4 separate regions of the Homo sapiens genome follow, and regions 2, 3 and 4 are each linked to region 1. A link is a loop called in an ENCODE intact Hi-C map of the cell type or tissue named here. Cell type or tissue: natural killer cell. All regions are shown on one strand.

Region 1 (8,000 bases):
TATAACTAATGGGCAGAGTGAGGGGGTCAGTGATTAGGAAATTACTAAGAGGAGATATCAAGAGTAGAGTTCTTGCAAAATGAACTTAACAGGCTTCTCGTTGAAGGGAGGCCAAGGACTTACACATCAAAAGTAGGGGATGAGAAATTTCATAGATATTGGGGATGTGGGATTCTCTCTAAACTAGCTTAGCAGGATTCTTGCTAAAGCTGGGCTGTATAGGCCCATCAAGAATGGGGGCCAAGGTGGAGGCCTGGTTAAAAAGAGGACTTAGGGCCTGACTGAAGTTTGGTCAAGGAGAGAGCCTTTGTCAAACTACACCATGAAGCCTCCTTAATAGTCATGGATATGTGGTGTTCAACCCAATATCCACTTAGAAATCAGGTGATAAATAGTCACGAGCCTGTTTTCATTAGCTCAACTTGAAGAAAATGTAAGATCCTAAAGATGTCAAACTTTCAGCAGAACTCACCAGTCTAATCCATAAAAATCACGTCGCCCATCGCTCCTTTCCTCACTACACAAAATTAGCAATTTACAAAGGAAATAGTTGGCAGTTGTCTTCATAGATGAAGTCAATGTAGTCTTATTCCTTTGCCAAAAGGCAGAGAAACCAATTCCTGGTGTCTGGTTTCCCTGGGGCTATAAGGCCAGTTCACGTAGGACCACTGGGAAAGACAAGCTTTGGCATCACCACAGATTTTTAACAAGGCGCTATACTACTTTTAAAAAAGATTTAAGTAATTTTTTCAAGAGCTTTGGCTTTTGCTATTTTTACTGACATTTTGAAAGTAGCAGTGCTTACAACATTTTAAGTCTAGATGTCTCTATGGAAACCCAAGATAACTCATATTTTATGACCAAATGACAACCTACCTAGAGTGTTTATCCCATTGGATCACCATAGGTCATCTGCAGTATCAGAAACATCTTAGGTCTATTTTCCAAAACCCTATCTTATCAGGCATAATGAAATTTATATAATTATTACTTTTGCTGAGGAGGAAATTAGGAAGGAAAGAATTTATTTCTCAGGCTTAATTTTGATGCTTATTAAGATATCACTATTTAAAACATTCTTATTAGAAAAATTTTTTTTATCAATTTTGGCAGACAGTAAAAGAGGAAGAATGCAATCAAATAATTTAATAGTTGCTTTGAAATTTATGTCATTAATTTTCCTCCTCTCCTTTCCATCAGTGTCAAATACATTTTCTGTTTAAAATGTAACAGCTCCTCTTCCCACAGACTGCTTATTCATTGCAACAGAGAAAAAAGGTAACTATATAGTGAAGGAATAGGACAACACCTTGACCAGATGACCAAAATTGACATCACCTTGGTGTGACGGCCTTTGTGTGCCTCCAGATGTGATATCCTGTGAGGAACTTAACATCAACCAGCACCTGAATCTAATCACAAGAAAATATCAAATAAATTTAAAACAAGGACCATTCTATTATTTAAAAAAAGAAGAAGAAAACAGAAAGGAGGCAAAATGACTGTATTATTTAAAAATGTCAATGTCATAAAAGACAAAGAAAGCCAGTGAAAATGTTCTAGACTAAAAGAAGCTAAAGGCAGACCGGTGCAGTGGCTCACGTCTATAATCCCAGTGCTTTGGGAGGCCAAGGAAGGAGGATTGCTTCAGCCTAGGAGTTCAAGACCAGCCTGGGCAACATAGTGAGACCTTGTCTCTACAAAAAAAAAAAAAAAAAAAAATTAGGTGTGGTGACATGAGTCTGTGGTCCCAGCTACTCAGGAGGCTGAGGAGGAAGGATTGCTTGAGCCAGGTTGAGGCTGCAGTGAGCTGTGATCATGCCACTGGACGACAGAGTGAGACCTATCTCAAAAAAAAAAAAAAAAAAGAAAAAGCTGGATTCAAGACAAGTAAATGTAATGCTGGACCCTAGACTGGACCTGGGATTATAGGGTAGTGGGAGAACTTCTTTACAGGACATTATTGGGTCAGCTGACAAAACTGTAATACAAATGATAGATTCAAGTATATCAATGTTAAATTTACTTAAGTCAATAACTATACTGAAGCATTTCGGGGTAAAGGGCCATGGTGTGTTGTGTTTGTGTGTGTGTGTGTGTGTGTGTGTGTGTGTGTGTGTGTGTGTGTATTTTATATATATATACTTTTCCCAGTAAAAAGTTTAAAGAAAAATTAAGAGTTCTTGCCTACACTGAAGCTCTTGGCCATCTATTTTCTCTCCATGATACTCCAAATACAACACAGGAAGAGATGGTTGTGCCAAGTAACAAGAAAGCACAAAGATATTTTAACATGATCTTTTATCAGTGATTGAAGCCTACCAAAGCATTACATACCACCCATTCTCCACAGTTTGTTGCAAAGACCAGCAAACACTGGATAACTCTAGCAGCTTCTAAATGTAATCATTTCCCCCTAATTTCTCTCAACAGGGCAGTGATTCTAAAACCTTTTTGTATCTCACCACTTTCAGAACTATTTTGTACACAAAACAAGTCTTTCAGCTGGTGTCTTGGACAGGCACTATCAGTATCAATCAATGGAATTCAAGCTGTTGAACTAGGACATCTTAATATTTTAACCCGTGTCTAAGTAGCTGGGGAATGTGGTACTCAGGAAGCTGAATGACCTCAACATATATCCATAATTCCTCACTGTCACTTGGAAATTGCTAGCAGAATTCCATAGAGCTAATGTCTATGACACCCTCAGTGGTCCTGCCCTCCAATCTGCAGTATGCCATATTAATGATTTTCTCCCAAAGCGATGGAGGGAACTGTGCCCCAGTCCAAACATTTAGGACAGATTTTCGATAGGTTAATTACTGAAGAGGGAACCAAAAAGATGGTAAACCACAATTAAATTGTTCAGCTATGCTTCAGAATCAGGAAACACTACTTATCCATCATTCTCCAAAACAGCAAAGACGGAACATATGTATATTGTTAAGTCTTTTCTATCCTTCCCTGTCTATCACTTTATTATTTCCTTCATTCTTTTAGTAGCGACAGTCTCTGGGCTAGAATGCTCATATACTATTTTCGGCTTTGGCTTTTTGTCCTAGATAGTCTTCTTATTCACTTTTCCCCAAATTTCAATCAGTAATTTCATTTAGCAAATGTTTACCAAGAACCTACTGGACATAAGATGCTCAGCCAGACTTACTGGGTGGTACTCTAGAGAGGCAAAACTCCAGGTTGGTTGTCCTACAAATAATCCCCAAGAAAATGATATGAACACAATAAATGCAATGAAATCTGCTTGCAGGAAAGCATAAGAAGCCAGAAATGAATTACGACCAACTGCAAAAAGGAACAAACTAGTAGAAGCACTAAAATTCAATGAGAAGATAATTTTTAAAGTGGATGAAATTGAAGGTGCATGTAACATTATCACAGATTTAAAATCATGCATATTCTCCATAAAACTTTTCAAATGCAGTTAAACACACACACACACACACACACACACACACACACACACAAAACCAAGCAATTATAAGTCCTCTGAAGCATGTAACTGTGATTAGCTGCTACTCTCAGCAATATAAAAATACTTTCACCACAATTACATTCCAGCCTGTAATGTAATTCAAAACAAACAAGTCAGAGACATCGCTCAAATGACAGAACCAACAAATACAGATGCTTTGCATCAAGGAAATGAATCTACTGAAGAAATGCAACTGAGGAGCAGCAGCCCCTCCAGGGCCTGGAGCTGAGCTTCTGGTGGAACGGCGAGGCCCCCTTCTGGGCAGAGGCACACAGTGCGCCCAGAGGGCTGTGCAAAGCTGCCCTGTAGTCATGGAGGTGAACTGGGGACTTCCTGCTGTGGATACCCTTTCCAGTGTTGTGTTCAAAATTTTACATTTTAGATTTTAAATTTATTATATGGATTATAAAAGAAATAACCATTTGTTTCAGATTAAATTGATCATTCTATTTTTCAGTCAGCATTCTCACCACCAAATGGCACCTATCCCCTTTACCCTGTGTTCCTTTTGCTTTTTGCCATAACTCTTATTGTCCTCCAATAAACTGTGTAATCTATCATATCCATCTCCCCTTGCTAGAATATAAGCTCCATGAGGGTGGGATAATTTGGTTTTTTGCTCAATAACAATTGTCCCATTTATGTCTTTATCTTTTAAGACTATTCATCTTCAAATAAGACATAAATAAGGTTTTATTATAGCAATATGCTATAATTTTTAAGTGACAACTCAAGCACTTGTTTTAAAAGTATGCATTTTTTCTAAATGCTTTATAAAAGCAAAGTCTTTTCTAAGGACCATATAATTATGGTCTCTATATACACAACTTATATACAATTTAGAGAGAAGTCACAGCCCCCAGTGCCCTGGAAGAACATCGTAGCTGCAAAAAATGAAGAATCTGATTCTGAAATGCCAGTCCTGGAGAAGGTGTTCTCAGGGTGGCAAACTGCAGTCCAAACACACTCCAGGTCCCTGGGTCTGGCCACACATTCTCTAAGAAGTCAGCACTTGCCTGGACTGGGCACTTGTGGCTAGAAGGGTATGCACTACTTGCTAATTTCTAAAACCTCAAACCTTAATTTTCCCCCATCTTAAAATGGGAATCAGCTTCTGGAAAAGCTAATAACTGTTTACAATTGTCAGACTTCTAAAAAGTGCTAATTTGTTCCCTTAACAGAGCAAATGATGAGAGACACCATTTTCCTGCAGATTAAAAACAATATATAAACATATGATTCAACGATGTCAACAGCTTTCAGTCTATGAATCTTGTCCAGGTCACTTTGGGTCACTTGGTTCTTTCATCAGAACATGTTCAAGATTTCTGACATTCCTTTTTCCGAACTTTCGATTTTGGTGCTGTGAAAAGAATAGAAAAGAAAAAGAAAATGAAGAGGTAAGCTCATAGCAGATTCTCTTTGTATGGATTTAAGGGAAGGACATTATCCACAACAGAAAACTGACCATTTGGATTTTCTTGTTTGTAGAAGGTCTTTAACATTTCCACTGCTTCCTCAGCCCGATATCCAGGGATACACTGATGGAATGAGAAAGTTGAGAATAAACATAGGCCTATGAAAATGTGTGCTGTATCCCATAAAAACAACATATATATACATGATTATGTAAACAGATTTCAGATGTTAATAAACTTTGGGGATATTAGTAACATGGGTAAGGAGGTACACTTCCAAAAGATGTTTGATATATCATCTTTTTCATTACTCCCAATCAACTGTTATTAGGCATCACTCCCAATCAACTGTTATTCATCCATTAACTATTATAGAAGTTACCAGCTTTGTGATCTTGGGTTAGGCACTTAAACTCTCCATGCCTTATTTATACAATGCTGGCAATAATAGCACTTACTTCAGGGGATTTTGTGAGGATTAAGTGAGATAATACCTGTTAAATACCAGGCACATCATAAGTGCTCATTAAGCATTAGTTATTTTTATCTGCTCCTATTTACTAGTGGTCCATTAAGCATTCCATGCTATAGAGCTAGGGTTGGCAAATTATACTTGGTGGACCAAATCTGTTCCATAGCTGAGAACTGTGAGCTAAGAATGGTTTTTATATCTTAAAAGCTTTGTTAAAGAAAAAAAAAGACTAGGTGACAGAGATGTAAGCGGCTCACAAAGGGTGAAATATTTACTAGTTAACCCTTTGCAGAAAAAGTTTATCAACCCTTGCTACAGAGGATTTTAAAAAATAAAATACAGCTTGTTCTATCTTTAGCATCTAACTGGGGAAAAGAAATCATAACATGTGAAAGAATAAATAAGAAATTGTGCTAACAGTAAGGAGTGTTATATGAAATATTACCTGAAGAACATGAAACTTGAACTTGCCTTAGAGATAGAGAATATTTAAAGAGGCTAAGCAGAGCATTTCAGGGAAAGGGCAAGAAGAAGCCTGGGTTGTGTGTGAGGAAATCAGCTGACAGAGGAGGAGACTATTAAGGAAGCATAAGGAAAGAAAGACAAAAAATTGGGGTAAAAATATGTACGGCTTTGAAAGCTTGTCAGAAGAGTTTGGACTTAAAACCAAGCACCCTTCTGAAGTGCATGAAGTGACACAATGAGCATCTGGAAGGAAGGAGCCAGAAAGCATAGGCACAGAGGACAGGAGGACCAGCTACTGTGAGATGCTGTTCAGAACGAACCTCCCATTCTCCTGTGTCTTCAGTCTGCCCTTGCCTGGGCCTCCGACACCTGCATAAACCTTCGCCATAACAAATAACCTTCCATCCACCCTGTCCCGTCAAAGGCTGACACCCTGCTCCTGCCTTCACTCCTCAGTGGCCTCATCTTCACTGGCTTGAGTTCCCAGCACTTCACTGAGTCTGCCCTCTCAGAAATCCCCAGGTCCCTACTGACCAAAACACTTGCCTCCTTTCAGATTCCTCAACTCTGCAGTCCTGGAGGCAACTGGCCACACCTGCTCTGTCTGACCGCTCTTGCCTCCCTTGGCTTCTCAGCATTTTACCATCCTAACCACTGCCAGCCAGTCCCGTCACAGCTGCCCCCTGCTTCCTGCTGTGTTAAGTGCTGGAGCTCCCCAGAGGTCCCCCTCCACTCCACTCGCACACTCAGAGCCCTCTCCTCTTACGTGGGATGAGAGCAGTGGTTCTCAACCATTGCTGCTCAGGAGAACCAGTTGGAACTCTCTGGAAACACAGCACTGTTGGCCCCCTGCCTTCTGATTCAGATGGTCTGGGGCAGGGACTGAGCAGAGTCAGGCACAGAAGCCTCCAGGTGATTCTAACGGGCAGTCCGGGATGAGAACTGCTGAGTTACAGGCCTCGAAGGAAACTGCACCGCCCTAACACACCAATATAATATATTATTTACATTTTCAAGTATCCATTATAGCAACAAATTTGTGGTGTTAATAAAAAGCAAACATTCATAATAATTTTTTTTTTTGAGACAGTCTCACTCTGTCGCCCAGGCTGGAGTGCAGTGGCGCAATCTCGGCTCACTCACTGCGAGCTCTGCCTCCCGGGTTCAGGCCATTCTCCTGCCTCGGCCTCCCAAGTAGCTGGGATCACAGGCGCCCGCCACCATGCCCGGCTAATTTTTTGTATTTTTAGTAGAGACGGGGTTTCACCATGTTAGCCAGGATGGTCTCGATCTCCTGACCTCATGATCTGCCCGCCTTGGCCTCCCAAAGTGCTGGGATTACAGGCATGAGCCACTGCACCCAGCCATAAAACAAAAATTTTAAAAAACAGAGCAGGTGTTATAATTAATCACCATCTTCTTTGAAAAGAATAGTTCTGTAGGCCTCTAGAAATTTTAATGCTGCTTATAATACAGCATGAAAAGAATCTGCAATTCTGCAGTAAGAAACAGTATCCCACCTCCCAATCACCTGCTGCCTCCTAAGCCCAGACGAATTAAAAAAAAAGAATACCCAGCATTCAGAGCCTGGGCCACCACTGTTCTCCTTAGAATCTAAAAGCACCTTTAAAAAAACCATAATTTGGCATTCAGCCTGGAGATATGGCTGCAAGCCACAGGCATTGATTTGCAGCTGAGCCGATGTGGCTAGGTATATACACTGCAAATGAACTTGTTTTGGTTCTGCTGCATCGACTACAAAGATGTGTGAGAAAGGACTGTGTTTGTGCCCTCATGTCACTGACATGTTGGAGAGAAATATTCCACCCATGTATGACATCAAAAGACTCATCTTTGTTCTGCCCAGAAACTGAAAAATTATTTAGATCATTCTCATAAAGGAAATATGGAGTCAGCAATTCATTTGCAAAGAGTTATGTAAGCAAAATTTGAGCTACTAACAGAAGTGATTGGAAAAATCAAATCACTTTCTAAATGTCTTTAATGATCAAACCAATTGTATCCTTTACTCTCCATCATTGCATTACAATTTCTTTTCTGATGTAATGTTAAACAGCATTTATTCTCAAATGCACAGAAGTTGATAGGAAAGCTAATGTTGAGCTAGAAAACTCAAGAACGTTTTAAAAAC
Region 2 (8,000 bases), 860 kb before region 1:
AAGATCAAGGCCCCAGCAGATTTGGTGTCTGGTGAGAGCCTGCTTCCTCATAGACAGCTGTCTTCTCCCTCTATTCTCACAGGGAAGAGGGATCTCTCTGGGTTTTTGTTTTTGGTGTTTTTTTTTTGTTTTTTTGTTTTTTTGTTTTTTTTTTTTTGAGATGGAGTCTTGCTTTGTCACCCAGGCTGGAGTGCAGTGGCGTGATCTCAATTCACTACAACCTGCATTTCCCAGGTTCAAACGATTTTCCTATCTCAGCCTCCTGAGTAGCTGGGATTACAGGCATATGCCACCATGCTCGGTTAATTTTTGTATTTTCAGTAGAGACGGGGTTTCACCATGTTGGCCAGAGTGGTCTCAAACTCCTGACCGCAAGAGACCCACCCGCCTCATCCTCCCAAAGTGCTGGGCTTATAGGTGTGAGCCACCGGCCCGGCCTCTGAGGTCTCTTTTATAAGAACACTAACCTCATTTACGAGGGTTCCACCCCCATGATTAGATCTGCCCCATAATCTAATCACCTCCCAAAGGCCAGACGTCCTGATACCATAACCTTGGTGGGCATGAAGATTTTACCATATGAATTTGGGAAGGGGTACAAATATTCAGATTATAGCATGTGCTGTGCTGATTCTGCATTTGATGGATCTGTGGAGTTGATGAGGGGGAGTGGATGTGGAGTGAGAAGGACATGGGGCAGTGGCTCCTCGACACACATGCATACATGCACACACATGCACACTCACACTCCCATCAGCCCCCAGAGGTGTAGTCAGGAATCTTTCAGGGTCTTCTGAGCAGTCTCACACTTGGGACACCAACTAAAAAGTGTCTTGGTGGAAAAAGAGGAAGTCAGTGGGGTAACATTTTCCCGTGGACATACATGTCTTTCTCATTATGTCACTGTCACGGCCCTGAAACTTATCTTAGATGCTACCATTGCAGGCATTTTAATTTTTAATAATCTGTCGTATTTGGCAGCAGCAAGGATAACATGTTGACAAAGAAAGGACTGACTGCATAGTCTCTAATCAACTATTTGGATCACAAAGTAATTATGCAGAAATAAACCCCGGAATGGCCTGGCACAGTGGCTCAAGCCTGTAATCCCAGTACTTCAGGAGGCCGAGGTGGGTGGATCACCTGAGGTCAGGAGTTTGAGACCAGCCTGGCCAACATGGTGAAACCCCATCTCTACTAAAAATACAAAAAATTAGCCAGACGTGGTGGTGGGCACCTGTAACCCCACCTACTCAGGAGGTTGAGGCAGGAGAATCACTTGAACTGGGGAGGTGGAGGTTGCAGTGAGCCAAGATTTTACCATTGCACTCCAGCCTGGGCAACAAGAGCAAAACTCCATCTCCAAAAAAAAAAAAGAAAAGAAAAGATAAATAAATGAATAAATAAATAAACCCCAGGAAACTGGGGAACAACCTAGACGGCAAACACAGTAATGAGAGGTGGAGTGGAGAAACCTAAGGAAGCCACAGATGTACTGTTGAGCTGCCTTGGGTTTGGGGAATTGCAGCCTCCTGGGGGGATGCATAACTCGCTTTTCCTGAAAAACAGCTGGTAACTGCTGTCTCGCCTGCAGGTCGCTCTTGCTATTTTGCCAATCCAGGTATTTCTTTTGGATATTCAGGGGTCTTGCTAATATTTTATATCTGTCCTCTTCCCTTTGGTAATGCTCCCTGCTCTGATCTGATGGAAAACCCTCAGTGAAGATCTGCTCCTGAAGTTCATAGGTTCCTCACCCAGGTCCTCCATTCAAAAACTGGCCAAGGCTCCCAAGGCTTTCTAGGCTTATGGATATTCCTCAAAATTGACACAACACATGCAAAAATGTGCCTACAATGATCTCCTCTACAGGGAGCTCAAGACTTCATTTCTGTCAGGACATTTGGAGAATGGCGGGCTTGATTAAGAATGTGTACAGGGCCAGGTATGGTGGCTCACACCTGTAATCCCAGCACTTTGAGAAGACTAGGCAGGCAGATGGCTTGAGCCCAGGAGTTCAAGATCAGCCTTGGCAACATGGTGAAACCCCCCCTCTACAAAAGAATACAAAAAAGTAAGCCAGGTGTAGTGGCACATGCCTGTAGTCCCAGTTATTCGGGAGGCTGAGATAAAAGGATTGCTTGAGCCTGGGAGGTCGAGGAATCAGTGAGCCATGATTGGGCCACTGCACTCCAGCCTAGGTGACAGAGCAAGACCCTGCCTGAAAAAATAAAATAAAATAAAAGATAAAATAAAATAAAATAAAATAAAATAAAATAAAGAAGATACACAGAAGGGCACATGATGAGGGGACTTAGGAGTGGGTTCTGCAGTGGAAGTGCCCGTGCAACCTTGGATAAATTACTCAAGTCCTTTAAGCTTGGTTTCCTTATTCACAAAATAAGAATCAGAAAATCTATCCTCTTGGATTTCTATATCCTGGTAATTCTGCTTTTCTGGTGAAATACTGATCGATACAATTCCTTATGGGGAGTTGACTTCCCTCACTGAAGTGGGGGGCAGGGTGTCCATTTCCCATGACCCCTTAATTCTCAAACTCGAAGTGTCCTATTCCTTGAGCCATCCCTGGCCACAGGAGCAGAACCTCATGAAGGTGAGTCAGTCGGTCACCTCCCAGTCCCCAGCAGCAGTGATGGACTGAGGGCTGTGCACATTCGCTAAGTTGATCTAGTCAGGGGAATGTCCAGGTCTCTTACTAGATAACATGAGTAAGAGCACACATGGCTCTAGGAGTTCCCCGCAGCCATCTCACTAGCTTGGGTGAAGTTAGTCTGCAGACTGTTGACAACAAATATTTTTGTGTTGTAAAATACTTGAAGAGATTTATTCTGAGCCAAATATAAGTGACCATGTCCCATGACACAGGCCTCAGGAGGTCCTGAGAACATGTGGCCAAGGTGGTCTGGGTGCAGCTTGGTTTTAGGGAGGCATGAGACATCAATCAAATACATTTAAGAAATACATTGGTTTGGTCCAGAAAGGCCAAAGTGGGGGTGGAGCTTTCCAGCTTGTAAGTCGATTTTAAAAAGTGGGGAGTTTCCAGTTTATAGGTAGATTTAAATTTTTTCTGATTGACAATACGTTTATTTATCTAAAGATCTGGGATCAGTAGAAATGAGTGTCTGGGTTAAGATAAAGGATTGTGGAGACCAGAGTTCTTATCTGCAAAGGAAGCCTTCAGGTAGTAGGCTTCAGAAAGAATAAGTTGTAAAATGACTCTTATCACACTTGAATTCCATGTTGATATTAATGCCAGAGAGGTATAACGAGGCATGACCACCCCTACTTCCCATCATGGCCTGAGCTAGTCTTGCAGGTTAAATTTTAAGAGTGCCTTGGCTGAGGACGAAGTCCATTCAGATGGTTGGGGGAACTTAGAATTTTATTTTTGGTATACAGGACAAAGCAGACAGGAGGAGTAAGGCAGAACCAACAGCGGAGAAACACAGTTGCCGCTTTAATGATGGTGTGGGCCTCTGGAACCTGAATCCCCACTTGGCTTTCACTTTAAATGATCTCTTTCTTTAAGAAAAAAGGAGAAAAAAAAAAAAAAGGCCCAGCGCTGTGGCTCACACCTGTAATCCCAGCATTTTGGGAGGCCAAAGCAGGCTGATCACTTGAGGTCAGGAGTACGAGACAGCATGGCCAACCTGGCGCAACCCCGTCTCTACTAAAAATACAAAAATTAGCTGGGCATGGTGGCAGGCGCCTGTAGTCCCAGCTACTCAGGAGTCTGAGGCAGGAGCATCGCTTGAACCCTGGAGGTGGAGGCTCCAGTGAGCCGAGATCACACCACTGCACTCCAGCCTGGGCGACAGAGCAAGTCCCTGTCAAAAAAAAAAGGAAAAGGAAAAGAAAGTTGAATTTTCTGCAATAGGAAGCATTGCCAATGCGCTCATTCCCAGTGGGACTCAGTCCTCTGGGAGTAAACACATAGCTCAGTACCTGATGCTGTGATGGACCCAGGTCCTCACCAGAGACATCTGGTGTCCTTTTAGATGGGTTGGGAGGGGCCATGAAGGAAGGACAAAGATTCTACCAAAGAGGAAAAGATGTTCTGTCTTTTTTTTGAGAGTCCGGCTATGTCTACCATAACAGACCTGGAGGGCATCTTTCCCAGCTTTGTTGGGAGACCTTATAGGAGATAAAGTCTACGAATATACAAATTATAACAAAGACCTGAGATAAGGAAAAAGACACAATTGCCCATTTACATCCTCTGAGCATCTGCATCTGGTCCTATCTCAGATCCCACCTTTGCATCTTCAAAATTCCTAAGCAAAAGATTCTCATTTTTGCTTTAATTAGCTGGAGTTACGTTTCTATCAATTCCAACTTAAAGAGTTCTGATGAACGTGTATCCTTTTCCAGATGGCTTTGTTTAAATGCAAATATATCCCGTAAGATGACTAACATGAGTCCAGGGGTACAGGGACTTGATGACAGAGGTGGCGCAACTGTGCTCCCTGGGACAGCCTCTAGGCGGCGGCCAAATGCATGTGTCTGCAGGCCCCACCCCCACCCCATGCTAAGCAGCTCTACTTCTCTCTCTTCTGTTGTATGGACTGGGCTTCTGCATGAACAGCTGTTTGAAGAAAGGAGTCCACGGTTAAAAGTATTTGAAAACCACTGGCTTGTCAGATTTAACAGAAGAGAGCAGGGCAGGAAGGCAATGGGATGTAGAGAAGTCTTGTTTTCCAAGGCCTAGAAGAACTCTGCGAGAGAGGTCTGGAAAAGATCATGCAGTGCTAGAAATGAACACGAGAGGGCAGCCTAGAGACACTGGCAGCCTTGGCCCTAGTCCCAAAAAGGGAAATTTTCCTCTTTCCAGATGTGACCAACCCCTGGCTTAGACTGCCTGCCTCAGTCATGTTTTTCTTAATTTCATTATTAAGTATTAGTCCTCACTCCCTATCGTGACTGTCTGAATTCAACTATAGTGAGAACAGATACCAGAACATTTTCTGTTGCCGTTGCTGCTAGTCATTATGCCTCTTGGACATTTTGCATAATAGGTCAACTTTCCATGGATGTGTGTTTTGTTTGTTTGTTTGTTTTGTCCTATTTTTATGAAAATGATCATTGTGGAGAGAGACGGGTTATACCTCTGTACCTGTAAGTTGCTCTTTCCAATTTATCCACCAGACTCCGTGTGCTTGCTAAGCCCATCTCCCGCTAGGACCCGTATTAAACGATTAACCACCCTGGGTTTCCTAATAATGGGGAACACAAATTGATCTCTCAGCTGTTTTAACCTAAGATCCAAATACCCACGCTGACTCCAAGGTTTTTGACTTCCTATAAATCCAGGCAACTTTTTTTCCTGGATGTTCTCCACAGCCTTGGAAACTAGAATTCAGCTGGAATGGTTTCTACATAAGTGAATAAAAGTCTGTGAGGTGAACACTAAACTCCCAGTCACCTGGCTCTCCCTGTGTCACAAGGTCTTCTCGCAGAACAAACATTCCTGATCCAACTATTGACAGGAGTACAAGGCTCTCTTCGTTTCCCTTGGCTCCCCAAATCTCCATTAATCATTTCCTCACTGAGACCATTTGCTGAAATGCTCTGTAGCTTCAAAGTTGAATCTATTCTTGCTTCTTAATAGGCCATCTTATTATCTGGCTTTCTTTTCAAAAGCTCTTTATGTTCCTTCTTCTCAAAATCATTTGCACTTTGCCAAATGATACTATTTTGAATAACAGTAAGAGCATTCTAGAAGTAAATTGTGATCTAAAACTGGCTTCATCAAAATAAAACAGATTAAAAACTGTAAATGGGCCTAATTCAAAGGGACCTGAGCCAAGGAGGAGAGGCAAAAGTCAGCTAAACTTCTAGACTGAATTTAAGGAGGACCACCTGCTTCAGTATCACTTGGATTACTGGTTAAAAATGCAAAGTTCTGCACCCAATATCTAACTTTCTAAATCTCTAGCAGTCATCTAGACATGTGCATTTTAAACACCCTCTTCGGGGCAGTGATGCACATTGAAGTTTGAGAGCCTCTGCCCCATAAATAAAATAAACCTATTTTATTTATATGGCCTTTTTCTCAGCCGGATACATCTCCTCACCTTGGAGGCCAAAAACAAGACTTTGAACACTTGTTAGCCTAATACTGCTCCATGACCACAGACTGTGTCCTAGCTGTTCAGAAATCCTATTCAAAAGCCACAAGGGGGACCAAGCAAGAGGGTATGGATGATACATTAACTCAAATCCATCTCTACTATTGAAACGACCATGCCGGAAATATCCCTTCCTGATCATAAGGCACTGGTATCATGAGAAATATCACATCAGTGGATATGCAGGTCAGCATTGCACTATGTGTATAGGGGAGTCTAGAGAGCACCTCTTTCCATTCTTGTAGATTCCAACCAAATTATTCCTCCCTGTAAATTTCTCTGTTCCCAGCATCATTTCAATCTCTTCCCACATCATTATTTTATCCTTAGATACCTGATTTAGATTCATGTATCTATCACTAAATACAGTAGAGGTGCTCTTGAAGAAGTTTATGAAAAGATGGGTTTTTGTGCTTTGTTTTTTGGGAGGTTTTTACTTTCTTTGTATAAATCAAATCAAATTGTTGAATATGTCTTTGCTCATGATTCTATGAAATTTTGAGTTCATAAAGAAAATAAAATTTATCACCAGCAGATAACCTGCATAGCACACAGGACTTTGTTGAAGGGTATTTATTCAGTACAGCCCAGTGAGAGGACTCTTGGTCAGTGGAACTATAAATGCGTTATCCACAGGCAAGGCTATTCCTCTTTCAGTTGAAGGACTCTTTATGAGATCATCTGAATTCCTTTTTAAATTAAGCTCCATGCTCACCAAAGAAACATTCTGATTATGATCTTGCTCCTTACATAACTTAGCAACAGGGAGGAAATGCTGTGAGTTTGCCTCCTGCCTTCTGGAGAAACCTTTTATCTTCATTTCTAGCCAACCACATTATAGTCTTCCTTTGGTTCAGAAAATCTTCCATGGTTTCTTTAATAAAAGTAACATGTAACACTAAATAAAACTTACTTTTTCTGAGCTATGGCTTTAGTTCTCTTTTCTGAGAGTCTGCTTCTGACTCATCAATGGGTATGAATTAGAGTGGCAGAGGGAAAGAGCTAAAGACTGATCAAACCTCCAACCTTACATTTCCCTGAAATTCACAGAAGATGCATAATGAGCTATCACCTTACATATTTTTCACAACTGCTTTTACTCAGAAGTACCAAAATGCAAAGAACTCCTTCTTTCTTACAGGCTGCAGAGCCTCAGAGACCAAATAAACTGTGAGCATTTGAATGACAACTGAAACCTCTTGTGTGCATTTTTATTTATCTAACTCAAGATTTGCTAGAGTTCAAGCAACTATTTAAAGTTCAAAAACCTATGATTAATGTTTAAGTTGCTGATGAGATATTTTTCAGATCCTGATCATTGCTGAGCAATGGCATAACATTAAATGCTGGAGCAGCAAGATTTTACTTTCCAAAGGACTGAGCTTACAGAACATGAGAGGGAGGCAGGAAGAGGGAAAGGGTGGAGGAGTCTGAGGCAGCTGAATGATAAGCAAAGAACTCTTTTGTTCTTTTCACACTACGGAATCAAAGCCATTTCAGTTCACTTCCCACACCTGAGATGTTTGTCACTAAGCCATTTCCTTCTCTCTGAAGTGGGTTTAGACAGTCATTTTGCTGTTGTGAAATTCACATCCCTCTTTTCCCAAACCACATCCATGCCTTTCTCAGTTCACCCTCCCCAGAAACACCTACTCTCAGGCAGGATTGGCAGTTTGCAAGTTTAGAGTCTCATAGAAGAGATAGATGACAAATAAAGCTAGAAAAAAAAACTCTTTTCAAGGAAATTGTAAGACCTCTTGAAATACAAAACCTATTTTTCCAGGTTTCTGATTTTAGCCAGTATGAAGATCAATGGAAGCAAACTGCATTACAATAAATGTTGTCAGTCCCACT
Region 3 (8,000 bases), 950 kb before region 1:
TACTTAACAAGAGATCTACCCTCAACAAATTTTTAGGTATACAATACATAATTGTTGACCACAGGTACTGTGTTGTACAGCAGATCTTTAGAGCTTATGCATCTTGCTGACTGAAGCTTTACTAACTGCCCATTTCCCTCTCCCCATATCTCCCAGAAAACATCATTTGATTCTATGAATTTTACTATTTTAGATAATTCAGATAAGTAGAATCATGCACTATTTGTCTTTCTGTGACTGGCTTATTTCACTTAGCATAATGTCCTCAAGGTTCCTCCATGTTTTCTCATATTGCAGAATTTCCTTTTTTTAAAGGGTGAATAGTATTGCATTGTATGAACATGCATTTTCTTTATACATTCATCTGCCAATGAATATTTACATTGTTTCCACATTTTTGCTATTGTGAATAATGTTGCAATGAATATGGAAGTGGAAACATCTCCTCAAGATCCTGATTTCCATTCTTTTGGATAGAAACCCAGGAGTGGAATTGCTAGATCAAATGGCACTTCTATTTTTAATTCTTTGAGGAACCTCCATAACGTTTCCCATGGTGACTGCACCGTTTTATATTCCCACCAACAGTGTGTGTTTCAATTTCTCCACATCCTTACCAACACTTATTGTCTTTTGGTTTTTAGGTTGTTATAATAGCGATCTTCACAGTTCTGAGCTGATACCTCATTGTAGTTTTGATTAGCATTTCCCTGATGATTAGAGATGGTGAGCATTTTTTTTCCATATAACTGTTGGCTGTATTTATGTCTTTTTTGGCGAAATATCTATTCAAGTTTTTAGCTCAGTTTGAATTGGGTTATTAGTTTTTTCACTCTTGAGTTATAGAAGTTTCTTATATATTTTGGAGATTAAACCCTTATCAGATAAATGGTTTACAAATATTTTATCCCATTTTGTAGGTTGCCTTTTCACTCTGTTGATTGCTTCCTTTGCTGGGTAGGAGCTTTTTAGTTTAATGTAGTTCCACTTGTTAATTTTTGCTTTTGTTGCCTGTGGTTTTGTTGTCATATCCATGAAATCATTGTCAAGATTAAAGTCTTAGCCAGAGCAATTAGGCAAGAAAAAAATAAAAAGGCATCAACATCAGCAACAAAGAAGTAAAAGTGCCCTGGTTTGCAAATGACATGATCTTATATAGAGAAAACCTTGAGGACTCCATAAAAAACTGTCTAATAAATGAATTCAATAAGTTGCAGTATACAAAATCAACATACAAATATCTGACCACGTGCAGTGGCTCATGCCTGTAATCCCAGCACTTTGGGAGGCTGAAGCGGGAGGATCCCTTGAGGCCAGGAGTTCAAGACCAGCCTGGGCCACAAAGCAAAACCCTTTCTCTACAAAATAAACATAAAATATTAGCCAGGCATGGTGACACAGGCCTATAGTCCCAGCTACTCAGGAGGCTGAGGCAAGAGGATTGATGGAGCTTAGGAGTTTGAGGCTGCAGTGAGCTTTGATTGTGCCACTGCACTGAAGCCTTGGCAACAGAGTGAGACCCTGTTTCTAAAAATATAAATAAAAATTAAAAATAAAAAAAAATTAAAAATTATCCTTCCAGTAAGAAATAGCTTATGGTAGAAGAAAAAAAATCAGTTGCTTTTCTGTACATTAACAATGAACCATCTGAAAAGGAAATTACAAAAACAATCCATTTTCATTATCACCAAAAAGAATAAATATCTAGGAATAAACTTAGCTGAGGAGATGAAATGGATGTATACTGAAAACTATAGAACATGAATGAAAGAAGCTAAGACACAAACAAATGGAAAGACAGCCTGCATTAGAAGAGCTACTATTATTGTTAAAATGTCCATACTACCCAAAGCAATCTACCAACTCAGTGTAATCCCTAACAAAATCTAAATGGCATTTTTATAGCAATAGAAAATACAATTTTAAAATTCATGTAGAGCCATAAAAGACCATGAATAGCCAAATCAATCTTGAGAAAGGACAAAACTGGAGGCATCACATTTCCTGATTTCAAAATACAAATCTAGAGTAATCAAAACATTATGGTACTGACATAAAGACGGACATACAGATGAACAAAACAGAATAGAGAACCCAGAAATACACCCACACACCATGGTCAGCTGATCTTCACAAGCATTCCAAGAACATACAACAGGAGAAGGATAGTCTCTTCAACAAATGGAAATTGGAAAACTGGATATCCACATGCAATCAACTGAAATTAAACCCTTATCTTAAACCATACATAAAAATTAACTAAAAATAGATTAAAGGCTTAAAACATAAGACATGAATTTTTAAAACTCCTAGAAGAAAACATAAAGGAAAAGCTTCATGACTTTGTCGTTATATTGACTTAACATATGTAGTCATAACAGTGAAGTTGAATTTTCAGAAACTTCACGCTGAAGCTATCATTGATGTGATTCATTTCAATTTACCCTGGTTTTTTAAGCATCTACTATATGCAATGATCTGGGCACTGCAGGGGATCCACTGCGGAATAGAATCAACCCCACACCTTAATAATGTCATGGTCTAGTGGTGAAAGCAGGTAATGACAATACAAGGTGATTAGAACCATAATATCAAGGAGCTTTGGATATGATATTTGATGGTATTAAGGCATTATTAATTTTGTGATGTGTGATAATAGCATGGTGATTATGTTAAAACAACCCTTATTGATTAAAGACTCAATTCATTTTCTATTGCCACCATAACAAATTACCACAAAACTGACGACTTAGAACAGCACAAATTTATTCTCCTAAAGTTCTGAAAGTCGGAAGTTTGAAAGAAGTCTCATAGGTCTAAAATAAAGACATCCACATGGCTGGTCCTTCTAGAGGCTCCAGGTGTGAATCCATCCTTGGCCACTTCCAGCTCCTGGAAGCTGTGGCCAAGATTCCTTGACTGGTGACCACATCATTCCAGTCTATTTCCATTGCAAGTGTCACATTGCAGGTCTCTGATTTTGGTCTGCCTGCCCCTTCTTCTAAGGATCCTTGCGATTACATGGGTCTCTCCTAAATCACATCTAGGATGATCCCCCATCTTAAAGTCTTTAATCACATCTGCTGATGGGTTATATAAGGTCTCCTCTTCACAGGTACTTTATCTTAGATGGGGGGTGTTGGGAGGACACTTTTTTTTTTTTTTTGAGACGGAGTCTCATTTTGTCGCCAGGCTGGAGTGCAGTGGTGCAATCTCGGCTCACTGCAAACTCTGCCTCCCGGGTTCAAGCGATTCTCCTGTCTCTCAGCCTCCCGAGTAGCTGGGACTACAGGTGTGCGCCACCACGCCCGGCTAATTTTTGTATTTTTAGTAGAGACGGGGTTTCACCACGTTGGCCAGGATGGTCTCGATCTCTTGACCTCGTGATCCTCCCGCCTCGGCCTCCCAAAGTGCTGGGATTACAAGCGTGAGCCACTACGCCCAGCTGGGAGGACACTTTTTGAACAGGAAAGCAGAAATGCTTATCAGATGTAATGGTTTTCGAAGTTATTGCCTTAGAGTTTCTCTAGAACAATCCATATTTTATAGGACACAATTGTAGCCCAGAGGAAAATCTCACTTTGTAGCAACGTATCTTGGCTTCTAAGAAAAAAAAAAAGGCCCACAAGGGTTTATTTTAAAATATGGTGAGGGAAATCTTGCTTTTGAAGAACCAGGCCTATAGCTAGTGGACCTGGCATTTTCCCAGGGTTTCTGGACTCTCACAAGCTCACAGTTCATAAGTTCTCTGAGGAAGGATTTCCACCTCGCCATAGGCCCAGCCGTCTCCCCTTCCCTCTAGCTGAGGACCGGAGTGTCCGCAGGGCGGCGCCCAGCGCCGGGGTTTGGTTCCTTTTACCTCCCGGTGCCTCTGTTCCTTAGCTTCCAGCCTTTCTTCTCCCTGGCTTGCTTGGCTTTCTCAGGTGAGGGTACATATTTCTTTTGTCATTTTGCACAGAAAATGTAAACGTTTCCTACTCTAAAAAGATCACCTTTAAAATTTGCTTATAACAACAATAAGATATTCCCACAATTTTTTTTCTCTAAATGCTATTACTGCAATATAAAAACAAAAAAGGAACAAGTTCCTGAAGGATTTCATTTTCACGGATGCAACTGTAATTATTCATGTGACCAGAAGATGGCAGTACAGCATTAATAACAGTGGCGCATCCCTTAGAACAAAATGGCTTATTCAATTTTTTGGAGCTTGGTAGACCTAGCTACTAAACAAATATTAACGGATCTGCTACTAAGTGCAAGGGTCTTCTGGGTTGCATTAGTTAATAAAAGAGACAAAAGCTGCTCTAATGGAGGGTGCTAAACTAAACTTGCAAGCACAATTAAGAAGAGAGAATTGTCCCAGTCTTGTCTTTTAAAATTTCATCTCACTGCTCCTCATTCATTGAAAGTCACATTTCTGAGAGAAAATATTATAGCAAAAGGAAGGAAGGAAAACAAAATACAACAAAATTCTCTTATAAATGAAGATACTTTAAAAAGGCAAAGTGACTTGCCCAAACACACTGGTAATGATTAGCTCCAAGTCTGTTGACCAATATTTTCTCTATCCGTGGTACCACACTGATTCTCGAAATCACAAATTCAGGGATTAAGAATGCCAGTCCTTGCCCCATCACTGACCCCTTTGTGGGATCTTAAGCAAATTATTTAATTACTTTTATGTAAAAAGTAAGGCATTGGACTAGGTAAGTTCAAGCATTTTTACCAAGGGAATGTTTTTTCCTTTTTTTCTTTTTAAGACTCTTATTCAGAAGTTCAAAACCTAAAATAATAAAGGAAAATGCTAGAGTTGAAAGAGACGTTTTCCTCTTGAGTTTCCTCCTTTCTCCCCTAGAATCTTAGGTTTCCTCAGAGCACAGTTTGTAAACTATCAGACTGGGTGATCTTGTAAACACCTTTCAGCTCTGAATATTCATTATCCCTCAAGTTCATTGAATTAATTGTGAGATAGCAATACCCTCAAAAGTGATTACTGTTTGGTAAAAAACAAAAGCAACAACAACCAAAAAAAAACTAAATCCTGAAGATGATGACAAACTGGAATAGTCAATTGTTAAGAACAAAGAGAAACTGACTTTTAAAGCATTTTCAATATTTTTCAACACGATGCCTCTGAATAATGACATTATCTTCATGCTTTACAGGGCCCTTAAACACACTCAGCCAGGTTTCCGCTGTGAACATCCTCTGGCACATGCTCTCAGAAATGAGAAGGTTGCCTGTGGAGAACGCTGTGGCTCCCCTGCATTTAGGCAACAGACTTTTGGCTGTAGTAAGTGCCAAAAGCCAGAGGTGGTATGGCTTATGCTGCACCATGGTGTATTGGGCCAAAGAGCTCTGGAAAACCGTTCAACCACATGGCCATCAGCAGTGATGGGAAGGGCAACTTAAGGTCAAAGGACTATGGGAGGGTGTCTAAGATGGGCCTTAGAATTAGTCTTCCTGGGTTTGCAACAGAGCTCCAACACTTTTGACAAGTTACTTTGGTTTCTAAATTTTAATTTTGGTTAATAACATTACTTCCTAGGAATGAGAAGACCTCATAGGGCAAATAATAGCAGTGTATGAACACCAAGTAAAAGTTTCTGTTTTCTTTCACAGGATTCCTGCAAATATCTCCAGGCTGGGTTCCTCATCGGTCCTCCACCTTTCAATCCATCCTCCACACAACAGACTGAATGACCTTTAAAAGATATGTCAGATCTCATCGCTGCACTTTTAAACCTTTCAATGACTCTCTCTTGCACTTCCAAGAAAATTCACATTCCTCACACTGACCTACAGCCACTGCATGATCTTCCTTGTCCACTCTCTGACTTTATTTGGCACTCGATGACCATATTCCAGCTGCACTGGCCTTCTGACAGTTCCTGGAATAGCCCAAAACTTTTCCAGTCTTTAGAACTCTTGTGTGTACTTTTTTCCCTTTCCCAGAACACACTGTCATTTCCTAAAGTCTCAGCTAAAATATTTCTCATCAGACAGGTCTTCTCTGACCACCCTGTCTAAAGTATCAACAATAAAGTAAACCTTATTCTTTAGCATAGGGGTTGGAAATGTTTGACCTGTAGGCCAAACTGGCCCACCATGTTGTTTTTATATATAAAGTTTTATTGGAAAACAGCCATGCTTATTCATTTACGTATTAACCATGACTGTTCTGGTGTCACAGTGGCCAAGTTGAATAGTTGCATAGTTGCAAAGCCTTTTATCTGGCCCTTTATAGAAAAAGTTTATCAACCTCTGATCTATCAAGTAAGCATGCACTCCCATTAGCATTTCTTCATTTCTGTTTATTCTCCAGTACCTTCAGGTAGTTGCTTTTTAAATTGTTTAAGTTTTATAGTTGTTTTCTTCAGAGTAAGTCATCCTGTGGAATCTTTTTTCCATTATACCCAGAAGCCAATTCTAGTTATTTTAAAAATTCTGTTCAATAGTTCCAATATCTGAAGCATCTCTAAGTCTTGTTCTATAGTTGATTCATCTATTGAAAGTGGGTCATTTTCTCCTATTTTTAACTTTATATATCTGGTATTTTTTACTGAATGTCTAATATTATGTGTAGAAGAATGATGAAAACTGAGGTAAATAGTATTTACACGTAGTAATAGGTACCAGTTACCATTACTGGTTGTTACTGTGGTAACAATGGTTACCACATTTCTGTCTGCACAAAAGTATGGCGGGCTGTGTCAATGTAGTCAATAGTTATGTGGAGTTTGGTATTTTATGTTGCTTTTGTAACCTGTACAACACAGTCTTCAAAATCCTTGACAGGATATTTCTGTTGCCTTGTGTCTTGTGAGCATCTCGTGCAGGCCTGTGGAAACAAGCCTGCACATAAGTGTGAGCTCACCTTGCATGAGCTTATGGTTATTTTAAGTTGATATGCTAGCTTACACTTGGCTTTTAGTATGTTTTCTAATTTTTAGCTAACTTTCTCTTAGTTTGTTTAATGGCAGCCGCCTTTCTCTCATGTTCTGTCAAAACTGAAATAGTCCTTGGACCCCATCTCTCCTCAAAGATTCTTGTCACCCTTTGGAATCAGTTTGTTTATTTGGCTTACAATCCCAGCTCTCTGATAGGATCAAGAAAAGGTAGAGTTTTATAGATTATCTGCATTTTCTCATAAGTAGAGTGACATTCTTGTGCAGCTTTCTAATCAAAAGCAGAATGCCAGAACCCACATTCTAGAATTTGCCCTCCTTTCAAATGGGCAGAGACGAAAACATAATTTATGCCAGTAAGGTTAAAAAAGCAGCATGGCATTGTAAATTGACAGTTGGTGCTATAGACTGAATGTTCTCCACCCCCACCCCCCTGCCGCCCCAACCAAATTCATATGTTAAGTCTTAATCCTCAGGGTGATGATATTTGGAGGTGGGTCCTTTGGAAGGAGATTAGATCATCAGGGGAGAGCCCTAATGGATGGCATTGGTGCTTTTATGAAAGAGGCCACAGAGGGCTCCCTCCTCCCTCCTGCCATGTGATGACACAGCAAAAAGATGTGACTTATAAAACAGGAAGCCGGCCCTCACCACACACACCAAATCTGCTAATGTCTTGGTCTTGGACTTGCAGCCTCCAGAACTGGGACCATTAAATTTCTGTTGTTTATAAGCCACCCAGTCTATGGTGTTTTTTCATAGCAGCTCAAATGGACTGAGACAATTGGGTAGTAAATTTGTGTAACCAGTCTAAGAAGGATTTTAAAAATATGTAGAAAGGGTCTTACAGTCTGATCGTTTTGACCTAATATTTCTACTTCAAGTGATCTAATCAGAGGTGCTGACAAATATTCTTATAGAAGGATATTCACTACAATATTGTCTATTTATTTTAATTGACAAAAATTGTATATATTATTTATAGCATGTTGTTTTGGAACATGTATACATTGTGAAATGGCTAAATCAAGCTAATTAATATAAACATTATCTCACATAGTTACCTTTTTTGTGGTGAGAATAATTGAT
Region 4 (8,000 bases), 400 kb before region 1:
TGCAGTCATTATAGGCATTGTCCAATGATCAAGACCGTTGGCATTGGAGCTAAAATAAGAATGGAGAAGTATTACAGTGGAGAATCGAATCCATCAATCACATTAACAGTAAATTGCACACTAATCCTTTATCTATTATTTACAGTATCAATAAGTGTATCCTGTCTAGACTACAGAGTACTTAAACTCAAAGGTGTCAATAATAACAAAGAATAACATTATTAAATAATAAGCATCAATTAAAAATTAAAATGAATAGAATATAAGAAAAAGCACCCTATAGATTGTGTTTATAAACCTAGCCTATTTTGTGAAACTGTTATAGGAATTATGATTTATGCTAGCTGATAAATCTGATTTTGACAATTGGGTAAACAAAAAAACTAAGATTTTTAAAATTAAATTTTTTTTGCTGGAAGAAGGATCCCTATATGAATAAAATTTTAAATTTACATAATCAATGTTTTAGTATTTCCAAATGTTTTATGTGGTTTTCAAATTTGTATCTTATCAGGGTCATGTCAAATAAAAAGAGCTAAAGTAAATGGTTTATCTTGACCAAATTTAACAATCATGACTTCTATAGCTGCAAACAAAGCTTATCCGTTACCAAATGCAGTGTAGAATTTAACTTATATTTAGATAAAGTCAGGAAATGGCCTCTAAATGGTCCTCAATTTTCTTTCATTTAGACAAAAACTGAGTTTCCCCCTTTTGCTGAGTTGTTCAGTTAAAAGACTGTTTCATTTGGAGAGTGTGACTGATGGCTCCCTGTGAGAATGGGCAGGGCAGAGCCAGGCCTGACCGGAGAGGGAGCCACTCTGTCCCCTAGGAAGCTGACTCAGGTTCCAAGGCTTATGACCTGGGCTTTGGCCCATGGGCATTTACTCAGAGAAAATTTGTAGAGTACAATCACAGTTGTTGAGTATAATCATGATGGCCCCTGACCAGTCATTCATTTCATATAGGAACTACTTGGCATGTGTTTCAGAGGACTGGGCTGAGAGTGGAGATCCATGACATGATACCAGTGATCATGTGGGTCCTAAGGACAGGTGGTGCAGGTGTCCATGGCGAAACAAGGCCTTAGCTGGTAGACTGGATTTCCAGGACAGGATCCTAATACCCACCAGGAAATCTGTCTGGAAGAAAAACAAGCTCCTAGGTTTCTGAGAGGAAAACCAGATAGGTTATTTAACAAAGATCTTAAATTAGATTACTGCAGAAGCTCAACTTTAGAATCAGTGGCACATAGCAAGGTTGAGCTTATAGACAAGACCACCTTCTTTTAAGAGCCTGACACTGAAGGATGCGTGACTAGGGTGTGAGCATAGGAGTCAAATTCAGCAGGAGACATTGATCCTAGATCAGATTAAAAGCAAAGGGGTCTTAGCCTCAGAAAAGTAGCTGCTGGAACAGAGTACATGGAAGGCCTGTAATTTGGGACTGACTGGCTAACTTGGTAGCTTTTAGTATGGGGTCAAACCTAATGGGACTTGATATTAAGAATGGGACTTGATACTGAGGCTTCTGCCTGGGGGATTAGCACAGTTTAAATATGGCCTGACACAGGGGTGGAGTTGCTCTTGTATATGGGATGTCAGGAGTCCCAGCTGTGAGGAACTGGGAATTATACAGACTGAAATCAGAAGACATGATGACTAAATGTAATGTCACACACCCTGAATTGGATCCTGGGGCAGAAAGAGGTTATTAGGTAAAAAGTAAAAATATTTGAATAACGTTTGGTCTTTAGTTAATTAAAATATGTCAATAACCATTCACTAGTTGTTAAAAATGAATCATAGAGATGTGGTATGTTAACAATAACAGAAACTGGGTACAGGTTATATAGCCACCTTCTGTACTATCATCACGACTTTTTTTTGTAAATCTGAAACTATTCAAAAGTAAAAGTTTTTTTTTTTTTTTTAAATCAGGCACCTTATTATCTTCCTCTTCTTTTTTGTTTTCTCATGGAGAAAATAGCATTTCCATTTCATTTTATCTGAGTGCTTTAGTATCTTTCCAGTAATATGTTTTATGTTTTTTTGTCTCTGTCATATATAAAAATGAGCCCATTTTGCTTACATACTACAATGTCTTAGTCTAGTCAGGCTGCTATAACAAAAATGCCATAAACTGAGTGATTTCTATGCAATAGGAATTTATTTCTCATAGTTCAGAAGGCCAGGAAGCTCAAGAACAAGGTGCCAGCAGATTTGCTACCAGGTGAGGGCCCACTCTGGTTCACAGAAGGCATCTTTTCCACCCTCACTTGGTGGAAGGGGTAAGGGGTCTTTCTTGGACCTCTTGTAAAAGGCACAACCTATTCATGAGGGTTCCATCTTCATGATCTAATCATTTCCCAAAGGTCTCACCTCCTAATACTGTCACATAAGAGAAGTTTTCAACTATTGAATTTCGAGGCACAAACACTCAGATCATAGCATAACAAAAATTGTTCAATAACAAAAAATAACATGTACTATGACTTCAGGTATGATATTAATTGAAGAAATGATTTCATAAATGTGAATAAAGCATATTTTTAAAATAGTGTTTAAAAACAGAATAAATTTACTTTCAAGTCAATAAAGGTTACTTTTTAAATTAATGCTTGACATCATTTTAAATTTAATTTATCCCCTTACTTCCTTCTTTCATCTCTCTCTCTCTACCTGTTGCATTTTGTTAAAAATCTACAATTATATTTGATAGTTATAAAAAGCTTAGAGTTGTCATACCTTTGACACCATCTACTTCAATTCTATCTTTTGATAAGGAAATGGAGGTTCAGGATTTTGATAAGCTACCCAAAATGAGCTATGCAATTCTATTTATTAATAAATAGCAAAACTGGGCCTAGATCCAGTAGTCTACCAGTATTAGTCGGTTTTCATGCTGCTGATAAAGACATACCCAAGACTGGGCAATTTACTAAAGAAAGAGGTTTATTGGACTTAACAGTTCCATGTGACTGGGGAGGTCTCACATCATGGTGGAAAGCAAGGAGGAGTAAGTCACATTTTATGTGGATGGCAGCAGACAAAGAGACCTTGTGCAGGGAAACTCCCAGTTTTAAAACCATCAGATCTCGTGGGACCCATTCACTATCACAAGAAAAGCACGGGAAAGACCAGCCCCCATGATTCCATCATCTTCCACTGGGTCCCTCACACAACACATGGGAATTATGGGAGCTACAAGATGAGATTTGGGTGGGGACACAGAGCCAATCCACATGACTACCTCCTAACAAAAAGCACATTTTAATGCACAGTCTTGCCTTCACTCTATAAAAATTACTTTGTTTCTAGAGTTATTCTTGAAATTTCCCTTCCTATAAAGACAAAGACAAGTTTGTGTCAATGGCTATTTGCTTGGACTTTATCATCCATTGTTTCAGCAGGACTGATGTGAATCCTTTTACAGCTTAACTTTATAACCTCTTTAAAAGGAAATGCTGAAAAAAATTCATGATTCTCATACTTAGATAAAAATGCCAGCCAGTTAATAATTTATAAAATAATTTTGCTACTATATGGATTTTCTCCCATCTAGTCCAATTTTCTGAGTTGCATATATGTGCTAAAATTTTAAGAGTGTAAACAGCAAAGTTGTTTTTAAAATTAGCTCTCCAAAGAATTATAAAGCAGTAAAGGAAATGAAATATGTTAGCCTTGAAGGTGATGCTATAAAGATATACAGTTAGTGTAGGAAGAAACATGTTCATTTGTATATTCTGGGCTGTTCTTTATTTTGTGGCTGCAGTCTACTTGCTATGATTTTCCCTGAGGGAATTTCTGTTTCCATTCCAAGTGGTCTGTGTTCCAAAACAGCTACCAAAGTTTATTGCTAATGTTCTTTCCATTCCCTACAATTCAGTGTCTTGCCACATTAAAGAGGTGTTTTCATGTCTTCAGAGCATCTCTTCTGTACCCATCCCATCCCCAAACTACAGCTACCAGGGGCAGTTTCCCTGACAGCAGCTGCTGTCATCTTACGTGGCCTCCAGGGGTGGTTCAAGGAACAATGGAAAGGCATTTAGAAGTGAAAGAAAATAGGGCTTGACAGGTCAGATTACTGTTATGATAGGCCTGGGTTCCTGGATTTGTTGGTTGGGGGCCCTACCTTGCCATAGCTCCTAAGTTTAATTTGGGGCTTGGTGACTCTCTGGCGCCACACTCTGGCATCCTCATCATCGGCAAAACCCTTTGGACTCCATCAAGCAGTGCAGCGCAGATCATCACAGAGAAATGTGTGGAGAAAACAACGTAAAAATCTCTGTGAAATTTATCATATTCCAGAGATATAGGACTAACTTGAGGAATTTTCTTTCAAAATTTGTTTTCTTCAGGTATTTAAAGTCAGAGTTAGGCACAAGTTTGGCTTTGAGTTCCCCAGTTGTACCATATACTTCTTCATTTTCATTTTTTTCTATATACAAACAACATAGGCATCATTGAACAAACTTATTCAAAAGGAATAATGAAATCTCCACCCCATCCTTACACCATGCCTGAGAGAAAACCACTGATCGCAATTGGTCTATATCCTTCCAGTTTTTGGACTATGTTTATGCAAATATGTACACAAATATACTACAAAAAATATATCATACTGTGCGTGTATGTGTAACTTGCACTTGCCTTTTTACTAAACAATATACACTGGGTATCTTTCCATATCAATATACACAGAGTCATTTCATTCTTTTTAATAGCCACATAGTATTCCACTCTATTATACAGAGTTATTATAATCTATTTAACCAGTCCCGCAATGATAGGCATTTGGATTAGTTTCACACTTGTAATAAAAGTGGCATCATTATACATATATAATGATGTATATAATGATACATATATCTGTGATTACTTGGAGAAATATTTTTGCATAATAAATTTCTAGAAGAGAAAGACAAAATATATCAATGTATGCTTCCATCAAGAATGATTAAAGTCCATATTTTTTCCTATTATCATACCTAACAATGTAAATTTGTAATACATTTTGGTCTTTGTTAGTCTAATTTTTTTTTACTTAATTATAAGTGAGTTTGTGTATTTTTTAAGAGCTATCTTTAATGATCATCTGTGTTCTTTGTGAATTCTGTGTTCATATTTGTTGTTTATTTTCTGTAGTGGTGTTTTCCTTTATCTTACAGATTTGTGAAAGATAATTTTAACACATTGGGTATCATTGCAATTTCCCTCATTTTGTCATCTGTCTTTTATCTTGTTTATATAGTCATTTCATTCATTTTTTTCTTTATGGTTTCTACTTATCTGATGTGTTTAGAAAGGTGTTCCTTACATAAAAATTATTTTCCACTGGTACACTTATTATTTTTGTTATTTTTAAAACATTAACCAATCTAGAGACCTTTTAGGATATGGTTCTGAAGTAGGAATACAGATTCATTTCTTCCCAATTGGGTAGGAAAATTTTGTAGCCCATTTATTGAACAATATGTCTTTTCTCCACTAATATGAAATATCACTTTTATTATATAGTAAAGCTCATATATATCAAGGTCTATTTTTTATTATGAATAACTCCTTGACCTATTGATTTTTATCTCTATTAGTGTCAGAGTATTTTAATTGCTGTATTTTATAATATGTTTTAATAAATTACAGATGAGGACTTAATCATTTTCACATTGCTCATAGCATTATAACTTATTTATTACATTCCAAATGAAATTTTAAACTTATTTTTCAAGGTTCTGAAAATGCTTAATTTGGTTTTTAATTGTAATTGCAATAATTTTATTATAACTTACTACTTTATACTCTTCCCTCAATGTAGTTATGTTTCCTCATTTATTTTAGTCTTTCTTTTGTGTTTAACTGAAAATCTTGCATCTTTCTTATTGGATTTATTTCTAGGTATGTTTATTAGCATTACTAATGAGTCTTGTTTCCCACTTCATTTTCTAACTTTTATTGATTTTTGGTATATTAATCTTGTATTAACTGCTTTCTCGTACTTTCTGTTGCTGTAGCAGACAGTTTTCTTGATTTTACTCCAAGGTAGTTATATAATTTTTGGTAAATAATCATACATTTTACAACCAATATATACTTTTTTCCTTTCCTTATATTCTTTTATTGTCCATAAGTTCCAGAATCTTGTTGAATAATAGAAGTATTAATAGAAAGCATTCTCTATTTTTTTTATATTATACTTTAAGTTCTGGGGTACATGTGCACCAAGTGCAGGTTTGTTACGTAGGTATACATGTGCCATGTTGGTGTGCTGCACCCATCAACCCGTCATTTATATTAGGTATTTTTCCTAATGCTATCCCTCCCCCAGTCCCCCACCCACCTACAGGCCCCAGTGTGTGATGAGCCCCTCCCTGTGTCCATGTGTTCTCATTGTTCAATTCCCACTTATGAGTGAGAACATGTGGTGCTTGGTTTTCTGTCCTTGTGATAGTTTGCTGAGAATGATGGTTTCCACTTTCATTCATGTCCCTGTAAAGAACATGAACTCATCTTTTTTATGGCTGCATAGTATTCCATGGTGTATATGTGCCACATTTTCTTTATCCAGTCTATTACTGATGGGCATTTGGGTTGGTTCCAAGTCTTTGCTATTGTGAATAGTGTCACAATAAACATACATGTGCTTGTGTCTCTATAGCAGCATAATTTATAATCCTTTGGGTATATACCCACTAATGGGATTGCTGGGTTAAATGGTATTTCTAGTTCTAGATCCTTGAGGAATCACCACACTGTCTTCCACAACGGTTGAACTAATTTACACTCCCACCAACAGTGTAAAAGCATTCCTATTTCTCCACATCCTCTCCAGCACCTGTTTTTTCCTGACTTTTTAATGATCACTATTCTAACTGGTGAGAGATTGTATCTCATTGTAGTTTTGATTTGCATTTCTCTAATGACCAGTGATGATGAGCATTTTTTCATAAGTCTGTTGGCTGCATAAATGTCTTCTTTTGAGAAGTGTCTGTTCATATCCTTTGCCCACTTTTCGATGGGGTTGTTTTTTTCTTATAAATTTGTTGAAGTTCTTTGCAGATTCTGGATATTAGCCCTTTGTCAGATGGATAGATTGCAAAAATTTTCTCCAATTCTGTAGGTTGCCTGTTCACTCTGCTAAGAGTTTCTTTTGCTGTGCAGAAGCTCTTTAGTATAATTAGATCCCATTTGTCAATTTTGGCTTTTGTTGCCATTGCTTTTGGTGTTTTAGTCATGAAGTCTTTGCCCATGCCTATGTCCTGAATGGTAATGCTTAGGTTTTCTTCTAGGGTTTTTATGGTTTTAGATCTTACATTTAAGTCTTTAATCCACCTTGAGTTAATTTTTGTATATGGTGTAAGGAAGGAATCCAGTTTCAGCTTTCTACATATGGCTAGCCAGTTTTCCCAGCACCATTTATTAAATAGGGAATCCTTTCCCCATTGCTTGTTTTCGTCAGGTTTGTCAAATATCAGATGGTTGTAGATGTGTGGCATTATTTCTGAGGCCTCTGATCTGTTCCATTGGTCTATATAACTGTTTTGGTACCAGTAACACGCTGTTTTGGTTACTGTAGACTTGTAGTACAGTTTGAAGTCAGGTAGTGTGATGCCTCCAGCTTTGTTCTTTTTGCTTAGAATTGTCTTGGCTATGCGGGCCCTTTTTTTTCCCATATGAAATTTAAAGTAGTTTTTTCCAATTCTGTGAAGGAAGTCAGTGGTAGCTTGATGGGGATAGCATTGAAGGTATAAATTACCTTGGGCAGTATGGCCATTTTCACAATATTGATTCTTCCTATCCATAAGCATGAAATGTTCTTGTATTTGTTTGTGTCCTCTTTTATTTCATTGAGCAGTGGTTTGTAGTTCTCCTTCACATCCCTTGTAAGTTGCATTCCTAGGTATTTTATTCTCTTTGTAGCAATTGTGAATGGGAGTTCATTCATTATTTCACTCTCTATTTGCTTGTAATTGGTGTATAGATATACTTGTGATTTTTGCA

What was found. Hi-C counts contacts between places; a loop is a spot of excess contacts. Peaks named below come from ENCODE experiments on the same cell type or tissue, not always from the same donor. Only the 100,000 strongest peaks of a DNase experiment are listed, where the experiment ranks them.
Region 2: a loop joins it to region 1, with 4 times the contacts of the local background. A loop is called at or near these places in 39 of 110 quality-filtered maps.
Region 3: it touches region 1 in a loop (21-fold over the local background); 68 of 110 quality-filtered maps call a loop at or near these places.
Region 4: a loop joins it to region 1, with 5 times the contacts of the local background. A loop is called at or near these places in 17 of 110 quality-filtered maps.

Annotation. Positions count from the first base shown.
Region 1 is chr6:143,423,651-143,431,650 of GRCh38, forward strand. It overlaps ADAT2 (adenosine deaminase tRNA specific 2), which reads right to left. Exons shown (of 6, transcript NM_182503.3): 5 at 4,962-5,034; 6 at 1-4,856. The coding sequence ends at 4,813. Among named protein-coding and RNA genes, the nearest start is that of ADAT2, 23 kb to the right of the region's middle. RefSeq lists an enhancer at 3,819-3,888. In natural killer cell, CTCF peaks have their summits at 3,741 (motif pointing left) and 3,944; a DNase peak (open chromatin) is centred at 3,741.
Region 2 is chr6:142,562,210-142,570,209 of GRCh38, forward strand. The region is part of intron 1 of LOC153910 (a long non-coding RNA gene); the gene reads right to left. Among named protein-coding and RNA genes, the nearest start is that of ADGRG6, 260 kb to the left of the region's middle. In natural killer cell, a CTCF peak has its summit at 4,811 (motif pointing right); DNase peaks (open chromatin) are centred at 4,782 and 7,652.
Region 3 is chr6:142,470,781-142,478,780 of GRCh38, forward strand. No RefSeq gene overlaps it. Among named protein-coding and RNA genes, the nearest start is that of ADGRG6, 170 kb to the left of the region's middle. In natural killer cell, CTCF peaks have their summits at 4,162 (motif pointing right) and 4,366; a DNase peak (open chromatin) is centred at 4,161; H3K27me3 peaks cover 177 bases.
Region 4 is chr6:143,023,067-143,031,066 of GRCh38, forward strand. The region is part of intron 1 of LINC01277 (long intergenic non-protein coding RNA 1277); the gene reads right to left. Among named protein-coding and RNA genes, the nearest start is that of LINC01277, 11 kb to the right of the region's middle. In natural killer cell, a CTCF peak has its summit at 4,170; a DNase peak (open chromatin) is centred at 4,185.